Regions from separate parts of the Homo sapiens genome. Here region 2 is linked to region 1. The links are chromatin contacts, found by Hi-C or POLR2A ChIA-PET in ENCODE. All regions are on one chromosome and are shown on one strand. The core of a region is the stretch at or near the end of the contact, and the rest is flanking DNA. Distances in the headings are between cores, read along the strand shown.

Region 1 (3,416 bases), core at 347-2,846:
GGCGGAGGTTTCCGTGAGCCGAGATCGTGCCATTGCACTCCAGCCTGGGCAACAAGAGCGAAACTCCGTCTCAAAAAACAGCAACAACAAAATAGTAAGGCAGTGTGTGAAGCAGGATAGCAGGAGTCAGAACTAGACTCTAATCTTAGCTCTGCCAGCCACACTGTCGGTGCGACCTCGGGGAAGTCTTTTGTGCGTTTTGAGCCTCAATTTTCTCAGCTTTTCTGTGGTTTGATGGTATTGAGCCTCCCCAGTCTCAGTTTATTCATTTGTAAAATGGATACTACCTATTTCACAGGACTGCTTGAGATAATGAAGGGTACAGCGCTTAGTGCCATGTCTGGTAAATATTATATTAAAACTTGATTGCTCCATGACGCCTGCCATTTTTTTTTTTTTTTTGAGACGAAGCCTCACTCTGTCGCGCCCAGGCTAGTGTGCAATGGCACTCTCTCAGCTCACTGCAACCTCCGCCTCCTGGGTTCAAGTGATTCTCCCGCCTCAGCCTCCCGAGTAGCTGGTGCCTGCCACCACGCCTGGCTAATTTTTGTATTTTTAGTAGAGACGAGGTTTCATCATGTTGGCAAGGCTGGTCTTGAACTCCTGACCTCAAGTGATCCACCGGCCTTGGCCTCCCAAAGTGCTGGGATTACAGGCGTGAGCCACCGCGCCCGGCCGATGCCTGCCATTCTTTCCCACTCAATGCCACTGTGCTTAGGACAAGGCACCTGCTAAGGAGTGGGGTGTGCGGGGTTGGGGGTGGGAGTGATCTTGGCAGGTCTAGCTGGGAAGAAAATCCTTATCAACAAATGTCACCCAGCATAGGACATTGGGGAGCTGATCACTGGCTGCTGGTCAAAGGGCGCTCCAGTCCTGGGGAAGGCCTAGGTTTGAATCCATCCACAGAGCTCAGTTAAGGCTGCTGATTAGATATGGCGGCTCAGGTCATGTCCCCAGCCAATATGGGAGGCGGCAAGGTTCATCCAGATGAAGGTGGCATTTAGATTTAGGCTCTGTCCTTTCCCGATAGGGTGACCTTGGGCTAGTCACTTTTCCTCTGTGTCCTCTGGAAATGGGGCTCCTCATTCACCTCTCAGAGCGTCTGAGGAAGTGTCGACACAATGGGTGTGAAATGCGTGGGTTACAGGCCGGCGGGTGGCATTGGTTACGCGAAGTCCCCGCGGGGGGTCCCTATCCAACGGGTTCCATTCCGGTTAAGCGGTTCCTTCTCCAGGGGTTTTTCGCCTCGCCGCTGCCTCTCCGCCCCTGCGAGCGGGGCTCAGCGAACAGCCGACTCCGGGGCCATTACCATTGTTCTTCGAGGCTGGGCCGCAGGGGAGGACTCTCGCAAGCCAGACCTCGCCTTTGGTCTTTCCCTCCGCCCCGCACCCGCGCCGCTGTAAGCCAGCGAAGCCTCCCTCGCCGATCTTTGCCGAGGAAGCGAGTTAGCCCCTGAGCCCTCCCGAACGGCGGCCGAGGACGCACCCGAGCGTCTCCGAAGAATCCCGACCCCTAGCAGTCTCCGGAAAGAGCCGAAGAGGCTTCCCACCCTCGGTTTCCCGAGCCATTCCGAAAAAGTCCGAAGTTTTCCGAGCAGCCGTCCTGCCGGACTGCTGGAGGCGGCCACAGCGCCATGTTGGATGCTCTGCTCGTTGAGTGAAGAAAATCCACCGGCATCGCCTGAGCCCCGCTACCGAGAAGGGCGCCGCTTCCTCCGGGGAGGGGGATAAAGATCCCCCGCCGCCGGCCCATGAGGATATTGCCGTGAAAGGTCCGGTCTCTCCGCCTCCTGCCCCCGCCGGGTCCGGCCCCCCCCCTGGGGTCGCGTTGTCACGGAGACCGGCAGCCGGTGGTGCTGGCCCGCGGGGCGGCTGCTGCTGCCGGCGGCGGCGGCGGCGGAGGCGGCGGCGGCGGCGGCGGCGGCGTCGGGCGTGTGTGACCGGCCCCGGCCCCCTCCTCCTCCTCCCCCCAGGCTCCCCCCAGCCCCCCGCTCCCGCCGCCTCCCCGGGTCTGCCCCCATCCCGCCCCCCCGCTGCCCCCGGCCCCTGCACCCCGGCGCGCCCGGTCCCGCTCTGGGGGGGTTGGTGGCTTCGCTTTGCCATGAGTTTACCGCAGAAACCGGCTCTGAAATCAGGCACAGCGACTGCAGCAGGAACCGGACCCGGCACCGGAGCGGCGGCGGCGGCGGCAGCAGCGGTACCGCCTCCTCACCCGGCGGCGGCAGCAGCGGCGGCGGCGGCGGCGGCGGCGGCGGCGGCGGCAGCGGTCCCCCCTCCTCACCCGAACATCAGGGCCCTCCAGACTCAGGCGCCCCAACAGTATCCTTTTCACCTTCCTGTCGGCCCTTCGGTTCTCGTCGTCGCAGTCCAGGGGGACCCCGCAGCCCAGGGGACCCTCCTGCCGGCCGCCACAGCCCAGCCAGGAAAGGGACAGCGGCTCAAGCCCCTGCATCGGGCTTGGGCGGAGCTTTTGGGGTGCCCCGGCAGCAGCACTGCGGGGGGACCCCCAGACCCTCTGCAATACTGTGAAAGCTAGCCCCACTTGGCCATGCTTCTGCAGCCCCTTCCTTTTAGAGCTTGGGGTCCCTTCTCCCCTCCTCCCCTAAGGTACCCTCCCCCCCTTTATTGGGCAGAATTTGCTTGGTGCCTGGGACCAACCCTGCAGGGAAGGCTTTTCTCTGGTTGTTGTGAGGATTACACCCTCCTGCTCTTCACCTCCCCTCGGCTCCCCCTACAGCGGGACACAGTGGGCTTCCATAATTATTATTAGTACATAATAAACTTTATCGGTAAATTTCTTGTTTGAAACCAATCAGCTCGTTTCCGAGGTATGTTGGATTTTCAGTCTAAGGTGAAAATGTACAGAAAGCAGTTCCTCTGGATAATTTTTTTTAGTAATGGGAGAGTTGTGATGTGGTTTGTGGTAGAGATCTGAGGAGGAAATGTGACGCCGGACGCTTCCCTGTCTTTGACCTTTTTAAAGGAAGAGGAAGTTCACCGACATTACCCATCACCCACAAAAGTCTCACTTCTTGGAAGATTTGTGTTAGGCTGAATATTTTTAATGGGCTTTAATTTACTCCTCATAGGCCTGATGTCTAGAGAGTTACCAGGGCTTCTGGAGGAAAGTCTAGTATTGAATGTTTCTAATTTCATGTTATTTGCTCGATTGTAGAATTTTGGAGAGCTTTGATTGAAAAGACTTGGTGATGGGGTATTTTAGTCAAAAACTAGCCGGTGAAGGTAAAACGTTGAATTCATGTATTCCACGGAGATTTAGAAAGGTATTGCGTACCTGAGAATAACATTTCATCATGCATCACCTCCTCCCTACACCCACTGTATTTGTGTAAATCAATAAATAATGATTGGATGTTAGATGTGTTGTGTTTTTATGTTTGTGTCATCGTGCGTTTG
Region 2 (3,416 bases), core at 668-3,167, 610 kb before region 1:
GTTTTTTTTTTTGTTGTTATTGTTGTTTTATTGTTGTTGTTATTGTTGTTTTGTTTTGTTTTTGTTTTTTTTTTGGAGACAGAGTCTCGCTCAGTCGCCCAGGCCGGAGGGCAGTGGCGCGATCTCCGCTCACTGTAAGCTCCGCCTCCTGGGTTCCCGCCCTTCTCCTGCCTCAGCCTCCAGAGTAGCTGGGACTACAGGCGCCCGCCACTACGCCCGGCTATTTTTTTTGTATTTTTAGTAGAGAGGGGGTTTCACCGTGTTAGCCAGGATGGTCTCGATCTCCTGATCTCGTGATCCGCCCGCCTTGGCCTCCCAAAGTGCTGGGATTACAGGCGTGAGCCACCGCGCCCGGCGGCAAGGTCTTCCTTTCAAGCCATAACTCTCACCTGTCCCTGTCTCAGAAATTGTGGCCCTCTCACGCCAAGCTTTTCTCTTCTGTGCCTTTGCTCCTTGTGGTTTCTTTTTTTCTGGAATGGTGTCTTTCTTCTATCCTGGATAAGTCCAACTCACCCGTTAAAAGCGGGCTTCGGAATTACTTCTGGGAAGCCTTTTCTCAAGTACCCCGAAGCCTCCCAAGACTGGGATGGGGATCTTTGTATTTCTACCGCTCACTCCCTAACCCACTTCCAAGGGCAGGGACCACATCTTACTTTCTTCTGCCTTCAGCGAATTTTTTTGTTTTTTTTGAGACGGAGTTTTACTCTTGTTGCCCAGGCTGGAGTGCAATGGCGTTATCTCGGCTAACCACAACCTCCGCCTCCCGGGTTCAAGCGATTCTCCTGCCTCTGCCTCCCGACTAGCTGGGATTACAGGCATGCGCGACCGCGCCTTGCTAATTTTGTATTTTTAGTAGAGACGGGGTTTCTCCATTTTGGTCAGGCTGGCCTCGAACTCCTGACCTCAGGTGATCCGCCCACCTCGGCCTCCCAAAGTGCTGGGATTGGATCCTTGAGCCACGGTGCTCGGCCCAGTGAATGTTTATCTAAAGAATTCAGCCTAAGGTTTTCCAGCAGGCAAGCAGCTGAGTCAGAAGTTAGCGCTTAGATTCTGGCAGAGCTCTAATTCAAATTCAAAATTCTTAAATATCCTCACTTTAGTAGAGTTCTTTACAGTTTGCAAAACAATTCTCATAAAGCTACTCTTTATGTCCTGGGGCAGGAGTCGCAGAAAGGAAATGTTTTAAACCAGGAGCTAGAGAGGAACTAGAAAATCCTGGCATAGAGGTAACAGTCTTGAGAAGGGAGCCAACAGCAAACATGACCTTGCGCACCAGAGAAACTCCACCCTGGCACCTCGGACCCCCGCCCGCACAGTCTGCGGCGCACTGAGCACTCCCACCTCGAAGACTACAAATCCCAGCATGCCTCACAGTCAGTGGCAGGACGCAGGGCATGCCGGGACACGTAGTCCCACCCTAGCACGGGAAAAGGCCGGAAGGTCCCATGACGTCAGGAGGGCTCGGGAAAGGGGTTCGGAACCGGTCTAGGCTCAAGTTAAATCTCCCTCTAAAGAGCCAACACTGGTTTCTTTGGCGACTCGGTTTCTACTCTAAACAGGTCCCGCTCCACAGTCTGGGCGGGCCTGTGTGTGCGTTGAGTAGCCTCTAGCGTGAAAACTTCATGGTTAAAAGGGAAGTACCGGAGGCAAGAAATAGCTTTCGAGGCACTGGTTTGTTAGAGTAGTGGTACGTAGTGCGCCGCCCTGAACGGGGGCTGAGACGCTGCTTTTCCAGAAGTGCCAGTGAGGACGTGGCAAGACCGCCTCGGACGTACGCTTCCTCTACCTCAGCCCGTCGGGTTAGGGGCGCGGGAGGCGCAGAGGCTGCTGGGAACGCGCATGCGCTCAGCGCGGCGGGGAGTCCACCTTTAACGTCCGCGGGCGCGGGGTGTGTCGGGTGTCGACGGCGGCGCTTTGCGGCCGGTCGTGCGGGTCGGGCGCGGGCGGGCGCGGCGGCAGTGGCGCGCACAGGTGATTGACTGGCCAGCTGCCTGAAGGAGCGCCAGGTCCTCCTTGCTGGCAGGTGGCGAAGCCCATTGGGGCGGCGGTGCAGACCGCGGCGGCGGCTGCGGCGGTCTGGCTCGGGAGGCGTTCCTGGGGCCAAGGCCATGGCCCCGCGGCTGCAGCTGGAGAAGGCGGCCTGGCGCTGGGCGGAGACGGTGCGGCCCGAGGAGGTGTCGCAGGAGCACATCGAGACCGCTTACCGCATCTGGCTGGAGCCCTGCATTCGCGGCGTGTGCAGGTGAGGCCCGCGCACCGCGCCTCGCGGGCTCCTCGCGCCGGACCTTGGAAAGCCCGGGCGGGGTAGGGGAAAGGAAGACGGCAGCCCTTTGCGTGCATTTGGGAGGCGCGGAGCCGAGCGAGGTGGAGTTTCCCCCTTTGCGCCGTCTGCGCGACCTGGGAAACGCAGGCTTCCCGGGCTGTGCGCGGAGGTGATGCTGGCCAAAGCACTTTAGGAAGGTTTGGGTTCCCATCCAGAAGATGGCGGTGGAGATGAAGGCAGGAGCTGAGAGCTTAGCAAGCGTTGATGGTTGGGGTATCTTGGCCACAGCACGGCTCTTTCGTTTGTAAAAAGGAACTTTTTGGAAGTGAGCTTCATCACAGTGTATCTTGTTGGTGTTGACACCGAAGGCCTGATCATCTTAGTATTATTTTTGTAGAGGGCAGCTTTAGAAAAAACTGTGGTCAGCCTACGTCATCGATACCCTGCACCCCCGTTGGCCTTCCCTCACTCGTTAATCTAGTATTTTTTTTAAGCCTTTCTTTGGTCGTTCTGGTTCGACACCAGTTTACCGAGTACCAAGTTTAAGCTGTGATAGTGCTGTCCTTCACGTCTGCGCCGCCCTTGAACTTTACCTTTCCTTAACCCCCTCATATAGATTGAATCCTTAGGCTTTGCTCCCGTTTATTCCCTTTTTTCCACCTTGTAACGCGGGAACTATAGTTTTTGTTTCAGAATGTTGTTGAAATTGACTTGGCCAAGCCGGGCATGCTCAGTAGCCGTCTTTCGGCAGGCATTTAGGAAATGCTTTCTGGAGTTTTTACATTCCGCTGGGGGATCCGGAAGGAATGGAAGTCATGGTCTCTGGCTTTGGAGCTTAAAGTCTAGTATGAGAAGTGAAATAAGTTAGGGAGTTTCTATAAAGCAAACGAATAAGTCCAAGCTCTGGGCGTCTGTCTCACAAGGAGGGTAAATCTGACTTTAACAGTAAGTTCTGGAATGTTTGAAGTCTGTGTATAATAGAAATAATCAAGCTTCAGTCAGTTTCTCAACGTAATTAGTTTCCAGACTAACCAAATAATGTAAACTACTAATAGTTCTGGTGGTTTTTGAGACAGGGTCTCACTCTGTCACACAGGCTGGAGTGCAGTGTCACGAGCTCGGCTCACTGCAACCTCCGTTTCCCAGGCTCAAG

What was found. Hi-C counts contacts between places; a loop is a spot of excess contacts on that map. ChIA-PET counts read pairs that join two places held with the same protein, here RNA polymerase II (POLR2A). Pooled maps may share reads with other maps.
Region 2: a loop to region 1 is called in a map of naive thymus-derived CD4-positive, alpha-beta T cell, with 7 times the contacts of the local background. The contact joins the promoter of USP48 here to the promoter of EIF4G3 in region 1. A Hi-C loop is called at or near these places in 1 of 168 maps with a recorded cell type or tissue (naive thymus-derived CD4-positive, alpha-beta T cell), 2 of 37 single-sample maps with no recorded cell type and 10 of 50 pooled maps. POLR2A ChIA-PET finds 5 or more read pairs at or near these places in 1 of 52 experiments (activated CD4-positive, alpha-beta memory T cell).

The regions. Positions count from the first base shown.
Region 1 is chr1:21,175,077-21,178,492 of GRCh38, reverse strand. EIF4G3 (eukaryotic translation initiation factor 4 gamma 3) reads left to right here and starts at 1,596. Exons shown (of 37, transcript NM_001391906.1): 1 at 1,596-1,771; 2 at 2,135-2,318. RefSeq lists an enhancer at 1,632-1,681.
Region 2 is chr1:21,781,650-21,785,065 of GRCh38, reverse strand. It overlaps USP48 (ubiquitin specific peptidase 48), which reads left to right and starts at 1,917. Exons shown (of 27, transcript NM_032236.8): 1 at 1,917-2,242. The coding sequence starts at 2,109. RefSeq lists enhancers at 1,534-1,583, 1,329-2,099, 2,524-2,623, 2,100-2,871, 3,184-3,233 and a silencer at 1,794-2,153.